2 separate regions of the Mus musculus genome follow, and region 2 is linked to region 1. A link is a loop called in an ENCODE intact Hi-C map of the cell type or tissue named here. Cell type or tissue: heart. All regions are shown on one strand. Links, peaks and the distances in the headings refer to the core of each region. The heading gives the core; the rest is flanking DNA.

Region 1 (10,445 bases), core at 1,117-9,116:
TCTGAGCACCAGCCGCAGGACAGCCCACTGGACACAGTCAGCAAGTCTGACTCCTAATCCAGGATCTTCCTTGCTAATGTCAACTAATGACATCACCATCTACCTTTGGCACTGTTCCCGATTTCTCAATTCAGCTAGCAAACCTTGTCAGACTCTTCCCTTCCAGCCATGGTCCCTGCAGTCCAAGTCTTCATTCCCTCCATCCAGCCCCCAGTGCTTCACTCATTGCTACCAAATAAATGAATCCAGTCCAGAGTTCTAAGGACCATGCCTAACACAGAGACCCTCACTACCTGTCAATCTCTAGCCATGTTCTCTTTAAAGAAAACTCTTCCAGATTCCCAGTACACTGCCCAGAACAGAGACTGTATCGTGCTGAGTCCTGGCCAATGGTGTAACTCACAAGGGACTGCTGGGAAGACTGGCCCAGCTGGGCTGCACATCCCTCTTGCTGTTCCTTCTTCTGACTTTGCTGAGCCTGCAATGCAAGTGCAGTGGACGGAGTCTGGCAGCCACCTTGGACCCCAAGGCAACTATGAGAATGAACTTGATGCTTTGGGACACGAGAGCCAAAGCCTGGAAGCAGCCTGGGTCCCTGAGCATGCCTGGAGCTTGAGCACCTGCTCTGAGTAGCCCTTCCTGGGAGTCTTATGTGAGGACTTACATTTCTGTATCATCAGTCTTTATTATTCATAGCTGCAAGTGAATCTGCTTCCCAAAACCATTGATTTTTGGCTCTCAAATTCTAATGAAGCAACGTTTTCTTGATCTGATCCAACAGCTATGGCAACCAGTGTCTGGAGCTAAACTTCATTTGCAGATTTCTCCGATCCTTCCTGGGTACTTCCCAGGAGCAACCGGCCAGTTCCTGGGGCTAAGCAGGAATGGGTCTCAGTAGCCTCTCTGCAGCCCAGCCATCTGCTCTGCAGAAACGGGTTTGTCCTGCATCCTTCCCTTTTGATTTCAACCTAATACCTTGCACAAAAGTCCCAGCAAGCCAGAGCACCTGAATCCAAACAAAATCATACAATAACATGCAAGAGTTGCTCTGATTTTAAAGCCACGTTTTAGTTTGTTTCCTTCAAGATGAGGTAACTGGGGCTTACAGGGGTGGCCGTGGCCGTGGTGGGATGAGGCTGGTGAGCACAGATTCCTGTTCTTTCTCCAATTTACCACATAATCAGAGGTGCTCAGTGAACAAAAAGATGAAACCCTCAGCCTCCAAGCGCTGAACTGTCAACCAAGAGGGACTGAGTCTAAGCTGCAATGTCCAGGAGGTCTCAGTCCCCACCAACTAGGCTGGCTAAAGACACAACATAGAGAACAAATATGATGGATGGGCTTAGTTTTCAAACATCAGAAGGTTTCCTATTCATCCATGCTCAGAGGAACTGCCGTAATTAGCCCAGGATCCAGAGAAGTCAGATTATATACCAGGTCAAAGGATGTGACTCCCTGTGATACTCATAAAACCCTATTGGCTCGGGCTCCACACTATTAAAAGGCATCAAGACGTTGGCCTACTTGAGAAACCACATCCTGTCAGGCTCTTGAGGTATGGTGCAGGAGTTGAATGACCAGATGTGGCAAGTTGAGTTATAGATGCCTGGATAGTAGACCAGCTCTACTTAGGGTGTCAGGGAGACATGGGCTGTACATGACTATCTTTCAGGAAAGTGGCTGCACTGGGTGTCTGTCATTGACATTGGAGGAAGGGATTTAGGAGATCATCTGGTGAAGGTTGGCTTTGTAGACTTCCCAGATTTGAGTGAGGTCTCTACTCTCCACCTCTGAAATAAAACCAGAGAGGGCAAGACAAGATCACCTGCTGCCCAAGAAGACATTCACTGGGATGTGTCTCCCCAGCACAGCCAAAGCAAAAGAAACAGAAGTGGGGGCAGGGGCACCCTGACTAAAGAATGATCTGTCATCCCAGCTCAGCAGTGAAATGGGAAAAGAATGTTCTGGACCATGACCCCAGACAAGGTCTCTATCTTCCAGAGAGCGAACTAGGACAAACTGATGTGGGTAGGAGAGGGCCCCGTGACTCCAACATTTGTGACCTCCACAGCCTGATGCCCACACTGAGAGCTTCGGCAAATGACCTCTCTAAAATGCCTGGAGTGGAGGTCATAACCAAGACCTACCTGACAGAGTGTCAGAAGGAATGAGAGAGGGTATCACAGTGCTGGCACTAGGCAGCGCTCACAGATGGTATCTGTTTCCCTTCTTCACAGGTCTCTCCTCAACCCTTAGCTAACCCATAAACACTGGGCTGGCAGAGCCTGTGCCTGCCAGCCTTCTCCTAAGCTGAGTGAACACCAGGTTCTTTAGGTGTTGGCTGGTTGACTAATAGGCGCTGGAGCAGCTGAGCTGTTTAGGTCACGTGTGACAACATGTTCCTACCGTCAGAGAAACCTCCACCAGCCCTTTATGTGGGGAAGAAAAAGCTGCAAGTCCTCGAGCCTTTTGAAGTAAAGCAAAATGTCCCTCGCTGCCCCCTCCCATTCGGAAGATGAAGGATGCTCGTTTTGGGGGGTGGAGGGAGCGGGCAGCGTGGCGCTCTGGCCTCCGTGAGACTTGCAGTACCTGCTGGAATGCTGCGGTTCAGCTCCGTGAAGCCGAAATGCCAGTCCAGCCTTTCATTTGTCCCGATCAAAGCAGCAGTGGGGCGGTGCAGACCTGAGTTTGCAAAATGCATGCTCCCACCAGGGTGCAGAGCTCACCTGTCCCTGCTGGAGCAAGGTGCGCCCTAGCCAACACAGTCACGTGGCCGCCCAGCCCTCCTCGAGTTACCTGGAATGTCTGGGCGGAGGCCAGAAAGACCTGGAGCTGCGCGCGCAGGTGATGTGCCCCAATTACTCTTGTTTGTCTTGAAACAGAGTTGGGGCGGGGGGGGGGGGGAGTTTCACGGGGATGCATTCAACTCTCCTTTCGGGGGTAGTAAAGAGGGGCTGCAAATACACCCGAAGTGCATACCTAAATCTGCTGTGGGTGGGGACCGAAGCCTTGGCACCCATCCCTGCTGTTGTGGCCAGATCAGAAGGGTCATTGTGTGAGCCATGGCGACTGAGCCTGGCTGTATAATAGGCGCATTATGAGGCTATGCACCTGGCTCCCGCGGAGCCTGGGAGTGAAAAGCTGCTTGCAGAAAGCCGAGAGGAGGCCTTCCGTTGTGTCAAAAGAAGGCTGTACGCGATATCTAATTCCAGTCATTGTGTAGGGGGGCATCACAGAGCCCCGGGAGGCCGAAGGGTGCCTGCCAGTCACTTCCCAGCCACTGGGACTTCTCAGTCTCCTCCCGCCCCTCTTCCCCCCCAGACCTTATAAAACAAAGGGGAAACAGTTTTACTGTGGCCCAGTATCAAAGAAATTGGACGCTAACAGGTTTAGTTCAGAGTCTGAGACCAGAAAGGAGGAAGAAAACACTGGAAGGGCTTCCCCTTGGAGGGAGGGAGAACGAGGAGGGGACACAGGCACCTCCGAAATTAACCTAACTGGAAAAGGAAGAAAAGTCAGATAATATCCTTTCTGCCGTCCCCCTAATACCTTAAGGAGTTCAAAGGTTTTCCAAGCCTGGGGCATTGGCAGTTATAATTACACAGTAAAATACCTAAGGTTAATGAGTAACCTCCAAAGGAAGTTACTGCGCATAATGACGGCAATTTCTCTGAACTAAATGTTAAAAATAAGGCCTGTAATACTATGCGAAGGAAATGGTGGCAATTGGCAAATGGAACCCCGTTGCTTGGTAACAAAACCTGAGCTATGAGCTTTCTCTCTCTACCTGCCCGAAAGCGGTGGGAGCGAAGAGCTGGGTTCCCGCCTGCAGTCTGAGAGGCAGACAACCTTCTGCAGGCACAGCTGACCAGCCCAGGAACTGGAAGCAGATGTGGCTGGCCCAGGAAGAATTCCCTAAGAATGTCTAAGCGGTAAAGGAAGTCAGGGGTGATCTGGAAGCGATGCAGGAGTTTTAAAAAGTACTCCACAAACAGAACCCTTCAGACAAACCCACCCCCAGCAAAATCTCTCTCCGCTTCTCGCCTTTTGTCTGTCCTAACATAGACTTACACTTTGAACCAGCGCAACCAAGAACTGAGTCGGGAAAGGAATACAGTTAAGACAGCCCAACAGAGCAGTATTCCTTGCAGAAGACCGTGTGTACACATTTGGACTCCCCAGTTCCGACTGTACGTCTGAGAGTGAGATCCTGGACTCTGCTCCTTCAGGCTGATCCACAATCAACCAGAAATTGCCCGCAGCAAAGTCACTATTGCCTTAAAGCAGCATGGGAACTATGTAGTGAGAGTCTGGGTTGAAGGTGGGTGTTTCAGATCCCTGTATGTTCTACAGCTGCTGTTCTCTGTTCTGCCTCGGGATCTGCATCAGAAGCTTCTGTGAAACTGCAGATGCCTGAGCCGGAGCACAGCTGCAGGGTACAGCTCCTGTCAGGCATGCCCGAGGCTCTGCATTCAGTCTCCAGCACCATCCCCAAATGCAGATTTCTGGGTCTTTGTTCATACAGGGGATTCAGGGCTGGAACCCAGGCACCAACGCTTCATAATTTCCATCATACTCCAACATGTATACATATATATATATATATAATAGAATAGGGGGATTTGTTTTTCAATTTTTTTTCTTGACCCTGTTTCTAAGTGGTCCCAGCTTCCCCGTCTCCCAGAGATCTGCCTGCCTCTGCTTCCTGAGTGCTGGGATTAGAAGTATGCATCACCATGATCTATCAGGTGCGTGCGTGCGTGCGTGCGTGCGTGCGTGCGTGCGTGCGTGTGTGTGTGTGTGTGTGTGTGTGTGTGTGTTAAAGAAAACTAGGGCCAATGAGATGGCTCAGCCTATAAAAGCACTTGCCACACAAGTAAGAGGCCCTGAGTTTCATCTCTGGAACACACCTTAAAGGTAGAGGAGAAACCAGCTTCACAAAGTTGTCATCTGGCCTCAACACATGGACACTCAAGTCCACATGTCATACACACACACACAGTACTAATAATAATAAATAGAAATTTTAAAAGCTGTACTCTAAACACCCTATATTTCATGTTTCATAATTAAATAAGCTTTGAAGGGGAGTGCAGCACTGGAGACAGCTGCCAGACAGGCTGTATGGTCATTTACCGTAACTGTAGCATCTTCCTCAGCACGCAGTATACAGAATTCTTGCTGGAAGAGCCTTAGCCAAAACCTCACTCTTGGTTATTTTCATGAAGTTCTTCATGGAGACTCAAGCTTTCTCTTGCCCAGTTTTTCCCTTCACCACACGCTCCTCTCCCTTCAACTCTGGTCTCCTTAGTAGTGATCCTTTTATTTAGCTGTGACTCCTAATGGACTAATATTACAGCCAAATAACACAATCTCTTCTTTAAGCGTAGTAACCTGGAGAAAGATGGGGTGACGAAGCCCCAACTCAAAGAAAAGACTTTTGAACAGGAAGATGTCTGAGATAGACCAGGCTACCAGGTCTGGAAAAGCCAATTTCTTCCTGTAAGAAAGAGTCAGAACCCATAGACTCTCTGAATTTAGTGTCACCATGCATGGTATCTCATACTGACAAGATTCCATAGCCAAGGCAAAGAAATTAAAAGGCTCTTTGGGGGGCCAGAGAGGATGTGCAGTTAAGAGCACTGGCTGCTGTTCTAGAGGACCCAGGTCGAGTCGTATCACCCACATGGAAGCTGGAAACTGTAACTCCAGCTTCAGGGGATCTGGCTCCCTCTTATGACTCTATGGCCACCAGGCATGTGCAGGTGGCACAGGGACCTACATAAAGGCAAAGCATCCATGCACATAAAATGAATTATTAAAAAATGATAAAAGTCTCTTCAACATGATGAAAATGATTAAATGCCAGAAAAAAATGTAGTCTCCTAGGGACAAGAACACCCCCCCCAAAAAAGGTAGAACTGATTTTGACCAAAGCTGCTCCCACATCCCCATCTTCCACACAGGCCACTGGTAAGTTGCTTAGGAAACCAGATGCAGGTTCACCACAGCCTTTCAAAAGTAATGCCTAACTTCACACCACACCCTGAGCCAGGCGGAGCTTCTGGAACACTCTTATAGTACTAGCCATTCTTTTTCAACATTTAGAATCATCCTCATTCCAAACCTCCCTCCAAAAACAGAATACCATAAAGATGGCACAGAAATCTTGGGCCACCAAGCTGGTCTGAGCTGAGATTGTTCTCTCTAGCTGGAAGCCCTGAGTTCACCAGATGTGACCCCTGTACTCTCATGGGACATGTGAAGAACTCCAGAGACCTCTACTTGACTGATTGTAGTGGCATTGACTTGTCTGCCTCCTGCATTGGAATATACAATCATTAAAGACAGGAAGAGGGCTTTACTCACTCTCCATGTTAATGCCATACCCCAGTACATAAATATGACACAAGTGACAAATCAGGGAACCTGGAGTCAGACAGACACACAATTGATATAGGATATAGGTCTGGTTGAGTCATTTACTACTTTGGTGACTTTGGATTGGTAAGGGGTGTGTGTGTGTGTGTGTGTGTGTGTGTGTGTGTGTGTGTGTGTGTGTGTGTGAGGGTGTGTGTGTGTGTGTTTGGGGTGGTATTTAATTTTAGGCTGTGTTTCACTAAGTAGCCTGGGAAGGCCTGGAATTGAGTATATAAGCCCAGGGGTCTCACTATCCTCCTGTCTTAGACACTCAAATGCTGGGCTTGCAGGCATGTGTACCACAATGCCTAGCTAGTGACTTGAGAGTCAAATTTCTCATTTGTTAAACAGTAATAGGAACAGCCCTACCTTCCTGTAGTATGGCTGAGAATCAGAAGTTAAATGCATAAAGAAAATGTTACAGTAACAATGATACATTGGAGAGCCAGATGTGGTGGTACACAGGTCTATGACTCTAGCCCTCAGGAAGCTGAGGGAGGATATCATGAGTTCAAGGCCAGTGTGAGCTTTGTACTGAGACCCTGTGTCAAACACACAAGCAAACAAACAAATGAAACTTGAATCATAGTCTTGAAACTTGAATCTAACAGCCTAATATACCTTAACTCCTAGAACATCCATCCTGATTTAGGCTCCTCATTTTTTTTATGCCCACCAGACAGACCATCATCGGTCTTAGCTAGTGGTTGAATCCTCATAATATTTGATGAGACACTGAAGGAAGTTGTAGCTATTGTGATCAATCAAGATAGTTAAATTATGTAAGTCAGAGTTATTCATTGGTTTGATGGACTGAATATGTTCAAACCTCCAGACCTTCTGCTAATGAGCTTCAGGGACGTTGTACTAAAATTCCATAGAGATCTTCTATCAGGAGCAAGAAAGCAGCAGCAAAGAGTTCAGCTTTGACACAAACATCTTGGAACACCTCCTCGGTTCCTCTTGGACATAATGAAGTGCTCTGTTTCTGTTTGATGGAACGAACCCCCGTGGTCAGAAGCAGGAATGAGCAAGAGTTCCCAGGAAGCCAGTGACCAGCCTCCCTGGCTCAGCTCTCTCCCTCAGAACTGTCTGGTCTGCTCACCTCAGTAACAGAGACCACATATTTACAGCCCTGGGATCACCTGTGCGGGAGCAGCCTTGTTTTTTGCATGACTGTCCAGCTAGCCATCACTGACCCTGGGTACACTGAGCCTGACATGGATGGTTGCAAATCCAGATGTTAGCCATCCTGCGAGCTCACCTTTCATGCGTACCCTTACATCTGCTTCCCACAGACCCTCAGTTTTGACTCTATGCTTTTATCTCAGGTCTGTTTGCAGCCATGCCCTTCCTGGCACCCTCCTGACTTCGAGCCACTCTTCCATTGTGACAGACCCAGAGCTTAGGGTCTGTCATCAGAACTGTCCCTTGATCCCCAGTTTCTTTTTACTGGCTCTGGGCCCACTGTTCTCTTCCATGTGCTTCTGATAGTCTATATGCCACACCCTGTGATAAAACCACCTCCAAGATTTGCATCTTCTTTTTCTAACTTTTGGACATCCTCTCTTTTAAGCCCTATGACTCTTCTTCCCATGTACAAACTTGGCATACTTTTTCTAAAACCAACCCCTACTTCTACCCATCTAGGATGGAATCGTCCTCCATCCCATCACGGTTCTGAGACAAAGCCAACATGCTGCCTTTCCAAATTACCAGTGGGATTTTCACTTTTCTTGGAGCTTACTTGTGTGAATGTAGAACACAACTGTTCTCTTGTGAGTTAATTCACAGGCACCAGACATGAACCTCAGAAGGTCTCCTTTCCACTTCTGCACCCACATAGCTTACAGTGGGCTGCAGGCAGCACATGTGGGTGAATGACTTGTAAGAGATAAAACGATTTCATTTAGAAAACCTTACTACTTGGTACATCTATCTATTCCAAGTAGAAATCTTCCAGCGATTTTAGCAAGTGAATACAAATTAGACCATTGAGAACTTGCAAATGGATTGGATTTTGATGATCTGATAAAGTATTAGCTGAAATTAGCAAGCCCAAAGAGGAGACTATATGCAGGGAATGTGCTTCTAGATGGAGTGGAAGTTGTAGAAAAGTGATGATGATATAGGCTTTTTAAAAAGAGGTTTATGGGCTAGAGAAATAGCTCACTTGGTAGGGTGCTTGCCCAACATGCACAAATACATGGTCTGAGTCCCCAGCACTCCTTAAAGCTATAGGCTATCTTAAGCCACATAGCAAGTCCCAGGCTAGCCTGAGATAGATGAGATGATCCATGCATGTTAAGTGACAATATGCAGTTATAAAATAGTAGATATTATATTAAGTAACTTACTAAAAATATGAATAAGTGTGGGCTGGAGAGATGGCTCACTGGTTAAGAACACTGGCTACTCTTCCAGAGGTCCTGAGTTCAATCCCCAGCAACTCCCATGGTGGCTCACAGCCATCTATAATGAGATCTGATGCCCTCTTCTGGTGTGTCTGAAGACAGCCACGGTGTACTCACATACATAAAATAAATAAAATTTTAAAAATATATGTGAATAGATGGATTAGTGAATGAATAAATGGATAGAGACAATACAGTGTTAATGATGATTGCTGTTCTATGCGTTAGAAATATGAAATCATTGTCTGTGGGCAGGGTCCAGGGGCAGGCCTGAATCCCAGAACTCAAAAGGGGAATGCAGAAGGATTCCAAGTTCAGGGCTACGACAGGAGTTCAAGGCTAGCCTGGACCCTGTTTCTAAACAACACAATAACTTGTTTCTAAACCACACATACACACACACACACACACACACACACATATTCATTCCTTGACCACAGAGGAATCCCAGAGACTTCGCTCTAATATAATTTAACCCCCTCCTCCTTCAAGAACTTGAGAGGTGGAACGTAGTTTAATAGGTAGATTTAGAGGTTCCTGTGCCTCCTGTAGTCCTCCTTTCACCAAAACTATGGCTATTTTATATATATGTATGTATTGCTGTTATGTGAAAATTACATTAAAAAACAAAACCAAACCTCGAGCCATTGGTCTGGTAGTTTTAGACAGGCCCATATTCCAACTAAAACATGATCCCTACCTGTTCACCTTTCTAAATAAGTTTCCTTTAGCATGGCAGCTGGTCTTTCTATTCTTTCTCAGCCCTGGGACTTGAGCAAATAGCATTTCATAGGGACAGTTAGTAACTATCACCTTCCACCAGCTTAGTTACAACCAAAGAAGCCGGACTTTAAAAAAACATTTTTGATCCAGATGAAGTCACTGGTAACTCTCTCATTATTTTTCTCCATAGCAACACGTATAAAATATGAAAAAAAAATGTTTATTTAAGTTTTCTACTCAGTTTCACAACTACTTCAAAAGCTGTTAAGTGTGGTTTACACTCCTTAAAAATTTCAACCTGGAGCTGGGATTTGTTTTAACACTAGAGGCTGGAGCTTTGTGCCAATGAGCTGGCTCTTGCTGCAGGCCTGATGAAACACACTAAGGGCTTGGAGTTCCTTTGTTGAATTTCTCTCTCTCTCTCTCTCTCTCTCTCTCTCTCTCTCTCTCTCTCTCTCTCTCTCTCTCTCTCTCTCAGGAAAAGGCCTCTGAAAGCTTTGGGAGGTGTCTCTACACAGGTCATGCGATAAGTGGGCCTTTCATTAGACTTCGACCACAGCGGAATCCCAGAGACTTCGCTCTAATATAATTTAACCCCCTCCTTCAAGAACTTGAGAGGTGGAACGTAGTTTAATAGGTAGATTTAGAGGTTCCTGTGCCTCCAGTAATCCTCCTTTCATCAAAACAATGGCTATAATTAATATTTATGATTTGCCTTTCACCTCAAAGGACTTTTACAAATTGTTACCACAGGACTCAGGATGCTCACTAATGAAGTGCAGTAGCTGGGCCCAGAAGAGAGACTTAGAGTCCCCTCAGGTTTGCTCCATGGCCATGGGGTCACAAAGGAAGGCTGTGGGGGCACAGCAAGTGGATGCCAGACTACCC
Region 2 (9,223 bases), core at 1,224-9,223, 50 kb after region 1:
CTAATAAGCATCTAGCATCACATGCCTAGGCCATTCTAGTATAAAATGCAGACCCCGAGGTGGGAGCGTCCACTTGTCTGAGAGCCAATGTTTACTTTATCCACAGAGTGCATGGTGCCATTTGTCAAACATTTGAGTTTTAGACATTTCAGAACAAGAGTTTTAATTACACATTAACCCTGCAAGTAGACATTATAATGCAGCGGCAAGCAGAGGCTGACCATACTTTGAGACTACCATGACCCAGGCAAAGAAGAAGGTGTTAGCCATGTCAAAATATGAGAGCTGATGCTTGTAGGAGCATGGCCACACACACAGGTGCACACCCAGGCATACAGATGGGGAGAGATTTTGTTGTGAGATTCTGTTTCAGCTTATTCTTCCAGAAAGGGAAAACCTAAGGCAAGCAAAGAACAAACAAAAGGATCTTTAGATCTTGAAGGTGAGCGATGCTTTTCTGTCTGGGGACAGATGGACTGATTTGTTTGTACGCATTGTAAATTTTTACCTAGATAACAGTTCCTGATGGATGCCAGATATGATATTCTGCTGTGGGAACTCAGCATTCAAATGTCCACTGAAGATGAGTGTGCTGTGCATATTAACTGATCTGTGCTACTATGAACAATTAAGTCCTTAGATGAGAATAAACTGTATCTTTAGTGCTGCTGGCTGAACTAACAGCAAGAATGTACACTCTAGCTTTTAAAGGCCTAGAGAGGTTATCCTTGTAGGTCAGTTTGATTAGTTATGCCTCTTCTGTGTCTCTGAGCTTTTGATATCACAAGATATCGCCATCTGCCAAGATCACATTTGAGAATTACAAAATTTTGCAAAACAAAACAAAAACCCAAACCTTCAGAACACTGTTTGTTTGTTTGACTGATACATGGAGCACGCCTGGAAAAACAGACCTGTAGAATCTGGATTTTACTTTCATTCCAAAACAGAATCTGAGCTTCTCTGAGTTGTCTGTGAATGAGACATCTAGGACAGGAAGAAGCCACCGTATGTAAGAGTCACACCAGACAGACAGAGCAGCCTCCCTAGAGCCGCTCCCTCGAGCTTTTGTGCCTTGAGCACGCACACATAGTGAAGCTCCCCACAACTGTGTTCTCGGCAACTGTGGCACACTTCATTGTGCTTCTCAGAAAGGATTACTTCACAGTGGTCAGCAGTTTGGCTTGGCCCCTCTGGTGTTTATGGGAAGACAGGAAGACAGTCTTTGAAGTTTCGAACATTTTCCCGAAGAAAGTACTGGGATACAAACATCATACACACACACACACACACACACACATAGAGTAAGAAAAAGGATTTCCTTCAAAACACAATTGACAGCACAGGTGTTGAGTGATAGGGAATTTATCTGAAGGCTGAGGAAAGGCGTAATGTGGGCCTCTTGGAAAACCTCAGTCACGTTTCTCCACAAACCCAGAGAAGCCGCCCGCAGAGAAAGGCCAACCTGGTGGAGTTGGCTCCGTTCTGGATGATCTGTGAGGCAGGGAAACATTTGAGCACCCACAAACTCTCCTGGGAGACTAAATCTAGCCTCCTGAAGCAGTTACTGAATTGGCCCTCAACACCCTCCTTGGTTACATCCTTCCTCCTCAAACTTCTCACCTCTCTAAGCTGAAACAGAGCCTAGATTTCCACAGCCTTGGCATTCTCTAATTCTTGGCTTCTAGAAGTCATGGGAGCCTACTGCCTGTACATTAGCCAAGTTCAAGTTCACTCACCCTGACTAGACCCTTGACTCCACTCAATGTGTTCCTCTCTCTCTGAGCCCAACAACTGCTCCCTCCGTGGGCCACTGGAGATTGGATGGGTTTTGCATCACGAGACCTGGATTTGTACTATGGTCTTCCATGTGCACATCTATTTTGGTCAAAATAGCAATGGCACCTGGTGCTGCGGTAAGCTCTCAGGGAGCATGGTAAAGTGTCTAGTGGGCAAGCTGACTCACAGAAAACACCAGTGTTCCCCAGGCCCTGCCACTGCCCTGTCTGGGGAAAGCTCTCAGATACCGCCACGTCCCTAAATTGATGGAAATTATCTTGCAAAAGGGGAACCTTCCTTTGATGACTCAGCGTCTCCCCTCTCTTCCTACCTGGTAGAACAATCTCGTCTCCTGTCTAGAGCTAACCCTCTGCACCCTCCCTTCCTCGCTTATCAGTTGCTTATTTTGTGTCAGAGGCATTCAATGCAGTTGGGTCTGGAAGTCGAGCAAGGGGCTATCAGCAGGATGAGCCTGCCAACACAGCCGCAACCGTCTGCATGCACCTGCAGAGATTGCAGAACAAAACCCAGTCAGACTGGGACGCAGGAAATGCTCTGCCTTGTGACTGGCCCCTCTGGCCACAGCCTCATGGCCTTTCTGAACTCAGTCCAGGTGTTTCTTCCATCAGAGTCCTCCCTGTGACTCATCCCCAAGTCCCCTCCCTTCTCCTGTCCCAGCTCCAGGTGTCCTCTGCACCTCGAGCGTTCTCCCTGGGCCTATGACATCATGCACAGCCCCCAGCGCACACACTCTATTTTCTTTATCACATAAGCACTGGTGACATTTTAGACTGCTGCCGCCACCTTTGCAAAGCCATTTTCTCGTCACCTGTGCTGTGACATCTTTCCTCAAGCCTTCAAACATCGGTCCTCCACCCCAAGCAGTCTGCCTGCCTGCCTGCCTGCCTGCCTGCCTGCCTTATTTGCCTCATGATGATTGTAAACTCTTCTTTTTGTCTTCACTTCTGCCCTCCTCTCTTCTCTCACCCTACCCTCACCTCAGAGGCAGCCATCCCTGGGACCCTGCCTTCCTTTCCCTCCAAGCCTTCTCGTTTTTCCTAGTTCATAAATGCAAAAACTACCCGAACCAACACCATCTTGCAGCCTTATCATACCCAAGCCAGCACTGTTATAGCTTCAAAGATACGCCAATACCCCTACCCTTATGCACACAGTGGGATGTTTTCAACATAATGAACCTAAGCCTTCCACGTACATTTGAGGCCATCTATCTACTCCAGCTTCTCACAGACTCCCAGTTTGGAATCAGAGGGGATTTGTTGATCCTGTCTGGTAGCTAGTCAGTTGGTTCCAGATCCTGTGAGCCCTTCCTTTGCAGTATCTCAACGTTACCACCCTCTTCTCATTACTTCACTGTAATCAAGACCTAGATCACAGCTCTGGTCTTCTAACCAGTTTCTCTGAGGAATCTCCACCCAGCTACCCCACCCAAACTGCCCCGCGCATTTCCAGGAAGCAAGATTTTCTGGATAATATCTCTACCCTGCCCAGTTTCATTTGACTCTTGAAACCTGAAGGACAAAAATCTGGAACTCACAGTCATAGTCCAGCCGCGAGCCAGAGCTCACTAACCCCTCTGATCCTGCCTGCTGTACCCAGCCATGCTCCACGAGGATGCTTTGTCACAGGTTGCCTTGACAACGTGTCTTCTGGTCAAATGCAGTCACTCACATTTTCAAAGCGCCCGGGGCCATGCTCAATGTCCTGCCACAGTCTATGTAGCTTTGGGATAGGAGGTACTGAAAGCAGAGTGTGTCATGTTCTCTCCCAGGAAGGCTTCTCTGACAACATATGGGACATGCGGAAATGAAAGTGTCAGGCAAGCACACAGGATCAAGAGCTAAGATTAAGAGGGAAGAAAGAGATTCTGATCAGCTGCACCTTGCCTGGATTTTGGAGCCTGACACAAAGTGAAAGATAGGGGCTGGAAAGATAGCTCAGGAGGGAGACACTTCCTGCTCCAGCTGGGCAACCTGAGTTCAAACCTGTATCCAGACAGAAGGTGAGAGCTGACTCCACAAAGACGTCCTCTGACCTTGACTCATGTGCTGTGGCGTGTGCACCCCTCCCCCACACAGTAACTGGTGGAATGCGAAGTGAAAGCTAGTATACGCTTGTGTTACAATCTGAGGGAATTGTACTTCATTAGGAAAAATGAAAAACAGCGTGATTTTAGGAAAGATGGTGAAGGTATTGATGTGGCTGCATAAGACACGGGGGATTTTGTGATGGGCATGAGGTAAAACAGTTGGGCCCTGAACTTTATGTTTTTATCACTTTGGTCATGAGTTTGGCTCATGTGACAAGTCACGGGTTCAAATCTGCCTGTGAAATTCTCTACTCTCCATGATCAGGGGTTACAGGCAAGCATCAGCATGGGCCACGAGCTATGTCCACAGAACAGGAGAAAACAGGCAGTGTGGACGTGAAGTCTTTTACCGGTTCGGATTGTCTCCATCCAATTACTGCTTATTCAGATCTGGGAAGTACAACAATCTGGAGTTTTACTCTGGGAATCAGGCAGCCATATCTAGCCACTGTGGTCATTTGGAGGACTCTGCTGTTTTCACGCCTCCACTCATGTTAGAGGCGCCTGTGGTGAAGGCATGTCGTATGTTCTGTGCAGTTTTCTTCAGTGCCTGAGCTAAGAAATTCAAGGGCGTGATCCCCCTTGTATCCGGAGCCTTAAACGCAATGCTCTTGCACCAGCCCACCGGCCCTTTTCAGACTTGCTTGTTTTTGTGTTTATTTTCTCATGCCCTTTAAAGTTTACCCAATTCCCAGGTCCAGAATGGTTTTCTGTCACCACAGCCAGTGAAGCATGGTATTGTTTGCCATCCGGAACATCCTCTCGTTCTCCTCAGAGGAGAAGGACAGAGAATAGGCGAGCAGGTGCAGAGGCGTCTATTCACAGGGTGCTGACCCTCAGCAGGGGCGTGACGGGCCTTTAAAATGGGATTAGACACCCAAACAAGAAAAGGCCACACTCCGTATTTCCAGTGGAAATGCCAACGCAGATAGAACAAACCTAGGGAAGTCTCATAACCTGAACCACTCGCTGATTTAAGAGGAAAAAAAACAAGTGATAAATTCCAATGAACTGCTTCCTTAAAGGCTCAATAAAGCAGCTACTGAAAAGAAAGCCGGGCAGTTACAAGCCTGAGTCATCGCTTCAGAAAATCCTGCTGCTATTATTATTTCTTATCTTGTCAGAGGGAAGGTTGGTGGGGGAAGACACAGTGATCTAAAGACATAAAGGAAACTCTGTGTCAGATGCGCACTCTGTGTGTTTTTAAGCCCTACTCCTTCCCTCCATAAGCTCTGCTTCTTCCTGCACCTGTTTTCCATCTGTCTCTCTGCTGATGAAGGCTCCGTGTCTCCCGACCTATTTCCTGTTCAAAGGCAGCTGACCAGAGGCTTCAGGTCAAACCAAGTTTAGAGGAGCCTGAATGAGGAATTCTCCTGTTGCCTCAAAGCTCACCAGGAAGGAATACTGGCTCCTGATTGATCACAAACCGGAGAAGATCACCCACTGAATTTTTAGACCCACTTCTGAGCGTTCATTAGCTTTCCTTTTGCCAGCAGCCGCTTGTCTCTTCGTTAGCCTGACTGAATTAGTCCATCAGCAAAGGGCCTAAGTGCACCAGACCAAAGTAGGTTTGCCTCTAATGTAAAGAATTCCAGAAGGAAGCAGAAATGTTCCAGAGACCTAAATAAACAGTCATGGAAAAAAAAAATCACAGCAGCATATATGCTTATAGGTTGATTTGAAAACATTAAGAATTTATGAGAGCAATATTCTATATTCAAAATTGTTAAAGTTCTTGAGCATTGACTATAAAAAATTTGTCTAGTTGGTTGGGCATGGTGGCACACATAATCCCAGCACTTGGAAGACTGGAGGCAAAAAGATCATGAGCTTGGAACCAATTTGAGCTACAGAATGAGCTCCAACCAACCTGGGCTAAGAAAAGGCCCTGCTTGGGAGGGGGAAAAGCTAAGTCAATTTTAATATAGAGAAAGCAAAATTCTCTTACTGAAGAACTAAAGAACATATATTTTGCTGGGACTTCTTCATGTGCCTATTTATGTAGGTCTCTGAACATCTCCCCATTTCTTCTGAAATGCTAACTATTTGGCATAGTGGGACACAGAGTTGGGGTGGGGTCAGTGTGATCAACCCCCACCCCGAAGCTGTCAAACTGAAATGATATGCTTATAGTCATTTGTTTTTCAGACATGTATCCTAGTTAGGGATCATTGCTGTGGTGAAATATCGTGATCAAAGCAACTTAGGGAGTAAAGGGCTTATTTCATCCTACACTTCCAGGACAAATGCTTATTATGCTTATGATGCTTAGCTCAGGGAAAGGGACCCTTCCCCTCGGTTACCATGTCCAGCCATCTCCTAGTTATAGAAGCAATGTATACTAATTCTATAAAAACTGAAATCGTACAAACTTGCGTCTCCTCCCTTCATACACAACCACCCTCCAGTGCTTTCAGTGTGCCTGTGTGTTTGTTCTTTCAGGGTGTATCTTTGAGGACTCTGCTGCCTTCCTTGGACTTTTTCAACCCATCTCTGAGGATGCTCCTGGGATCACAGCTTTACTGAATTGCGGTTTAAGAACACCCGTAGTCTCTGGCCACCTTCCCTGCACTTCGAGCTATGAATGTACCTCGCCAATACCATATTAGATGCTTTATTGCAGACATATTACATTCTGGCATAGAGAGAGAAGAATAACAGTCTAACTGAAAGGTGACTTTTAGAAAAGGCCAGTTACTATTCGGCTATTATATACATATGCACATTAAAAACATATAGCTCAGTGCCTTGGTCTTTGCTCTCTGGTGGGACTTAAGTGCCTGCCAGTTGACAGCCCTGGGTCTCTTGCTACTTCAGTAGCCCCTGGTATTCTTTATAACTAACATTGTAATAGTGATGCTTTCTTCAAGTATGTTCCTATTTCATCTTTCCTACACACTCTCAGACACACCTCCCCACGGAACTTATTCCACTGTATTTAATACACTGTTTTATGTTTACAAGTCTGTCTCCATCTCAAAGGTCAGTTAAATACATATCTATTTCTAGGATTCTTTGGAGAGGGGAGGTTGCTTTTTCTCCAACTACTAGGAGAGATTCCTCAATCAACTCACTCTTTACCTAAGAATGTTCTGTTTTGATTTGGGTGTTTTGTTTTGTTTTGTTTTGTTTTGTTTTGTTGTTTTTGTTTTGTTTGGGCCTCATGTATCCAAAGCAGGCTCAAATTTACACTGTAGCCAAGGCTGGTCCTGAACTTCTAAGCATCCTGCCTCTGCCTCCCTAGTACACACATGGCATTGAAACATTTTTAAAAGCTGATACTTCATTGCCACAGATAAGAAACTTCTGGGGTTCTCTCTGCCTTTACTCCTGATCCTGGCTCACATTTGTCTTACTTCTCACAGAAAAATGGTGGTCACCATAGCCATTCCTAAGAACAGTAAGGGTGTTCAGTTAGACAGACTTCCGAATGTTTTGGCCAAGTCCCTTGAGAACGGAAACTGCTATTAGAAACACACCTGAATTCAGAATCACATCCTCTGAGTCAGTTTGACCATCCAGAAGTAAAGTGGCATGCCCCTGCCCCAGAGTCTAAGCAAGCTTTTAGTATGTATGTATGTATGTATGAAAACAGGTTCTTACTATGTTGCCCTGACTAGCCTGGAAACTGCTATGTAGACCAGGATAGCCTAGTACTTAAGATCTGCCTGCCTCTTCCTCTGAGTGCTGAGATTAAAGGCATGTGCCACCAAGCCTAGAAAACCTTATTAGTATACATTTTTTCCATTGCTCATCTACACCCGAGCCACACCCCAGCCTTGTTACTATTATTGTTTATACCTTTCCGTACATCATGGCTTTTCGGTGGCCATTCCTGCCAAGTTAAAAGCAGAAGGTTGTGAGCTAACATATGGGTGCTGGGAATAGAACCCAGATCCTCTATAAAAAGTTTTAAGTAAATTCCACAACTGAGCCAGGACTCAAGTCCCTCAGCATGGAGTTTTTGTTTGTTTTGCTCTTTGAGTCAGGATCTCACTGTATCTCTGGCTGGCCTGGAGCCAACTATGTAGACCAACCAGGCTGTCCTTAAACTTGCAAGTTATATCTGCCTCTGCTTTCTGACTGTGTAAGCCTTGGATCCATGTTTGATTCTCAGTGTTGCCTGTGTACTGGACAGCTCTCTGCCTGACCCTACCTTCTCTTGGGGTTTGGGGGTGAGTTGGCACAGAGTCAATGATGTTGAGGGACCCTTGAAAAGGTGTTCGGGAGCCGATCCCAGATGGCCAGCCCATATCCAGACCAAAAGTGAAAATGAGAATAGGCAAAGAAGACAGAAAAGATGGCCGCCTTATGCTTATCGCGGCACTCTCGCCCAAAGACAAAGAAGAACAAAAAAAGACCGCAGCAAACTTGCAGCAGCACGCTCGCTCGCTCAAAGACAAATAAAGAGGAGAAGATGGCCGCTGACGCTTGTCTCATGCTCGCTGCACACTCACCCTCGAACCAAACCGAAACCAAAACCTCGATTACCAGGATGGACAGACAGAAAAGACAAAGAAGACAGAAGTGAGGTCCACGCGCTCACCTTCACGCGACCCACAACATAAAACATCAAAGGGCCAACTCACCAAAGAAAACACCGAAGGGACACAACAGCCGCACCACGAGGTCGAACCATGAGCGCAGTCCTTGTAGCAACAGGCAAAGTTGAGCCCCCATTAAAGGAGATTTGTAACTATGAAGTGGTCCGTCAACAATGCTGGGTGCCTGTGCCCTGGACAGCTCTCTGCCCGCCCCTACCTGCTCTTGGGGGTTGGGGGCGAGTTGGCACAGAGTCAACGTTGATACAGACTCCAGGAGCGCCTGAGAAATGCTGCACACTGCTGCTAAGTCCTTTAATAACCTCCACCCACATCCCCATTGGTCCCAAGAGTCGCTATTCTAAACAGCAGTTCCTGATTGGCTGGCAATTCTTGCGTTCTCACTGTCTTCAATTTGGTCCTTCTGCAGGACACGTTTTTTGTGGCTGTGTGGCCCCCATTTACAATAGAGGCAGCCCCGCCGCTGTTCCTGCAGGCTTCTAGCTCTCTCTGCTAGAAGAAGAGAAACCCAGACACCCAATCATACCACTTGGAGGTGTGTTGCCCTCCATCTTCCCTGGCCATTCCCAAACTGTCGAGCACAACTCAGGAAACCAGCAAAGGGCAGGTTTGCTTCAAACTGTTTATCTTGCCTGCTAATAAAACCTAACAGCGGTATCCACTGCTTAAAGCACATGATGGACAAACAATAGATAGATGATAGACAAACAAACGATAGAAATAAGGTAGACTAATTGACAGATGATATATGTAACTATTTTTTTTTTTGCTA

The links. Hi-C counts contacts between places; a loop is a spot of excess contacts. Peaks named below come from ENCODE experiments on the same cell type or tissue, not always from the same donor. Only the 100,000 strongest peaks of a DNase experiment are listed, where the experiment ranks them.
Region 2: a loop joins it to region 1, with 1.8 times the contacts of the local background. A loop is called at or near these places in 1 of 42 quality-filtered maps.

Annotation. Positions count from the first base shown.
Region 1 is chr3:37,716,602-37,727,046 of GRCm38, reverse strand. It overlaps Gm5148 (predicted gene 5148), which reads left to right and starts at 2,687. Exons shown (of 3, transcript NM_198657.2): 1 at 2,687-2,844. Gm36620 (a long non-coding RNA gene) reads right to left here and starts at 2,887. Exons shown (of 3, transcript XR_880784.3): 1 at 2,148-2,887. In heart, for the core only: no CTCF peak of the experiment used is centred there; no DNase peak of the experiment used is centred there; H3K4me3 peaks cover 2,262 bases; H3K27ac peaks cover 1,269 bases; H3K27me3 peaks cover 3,044 bases.
Region 2 is chr3:37,668,322-37,677,544 of GRCm38, reverse strand. No RefSeq gene overlaps it. Among named protein-coding and RNA genes, the nearest start is that of Gm46799, 16 kb to the right of the region's middle. In heart, for the core only: no CTCF peak of the experiment used is centred there; no DNase peak of the experiment used is centred there; H3K27me3 peaks cover 2,253 bases.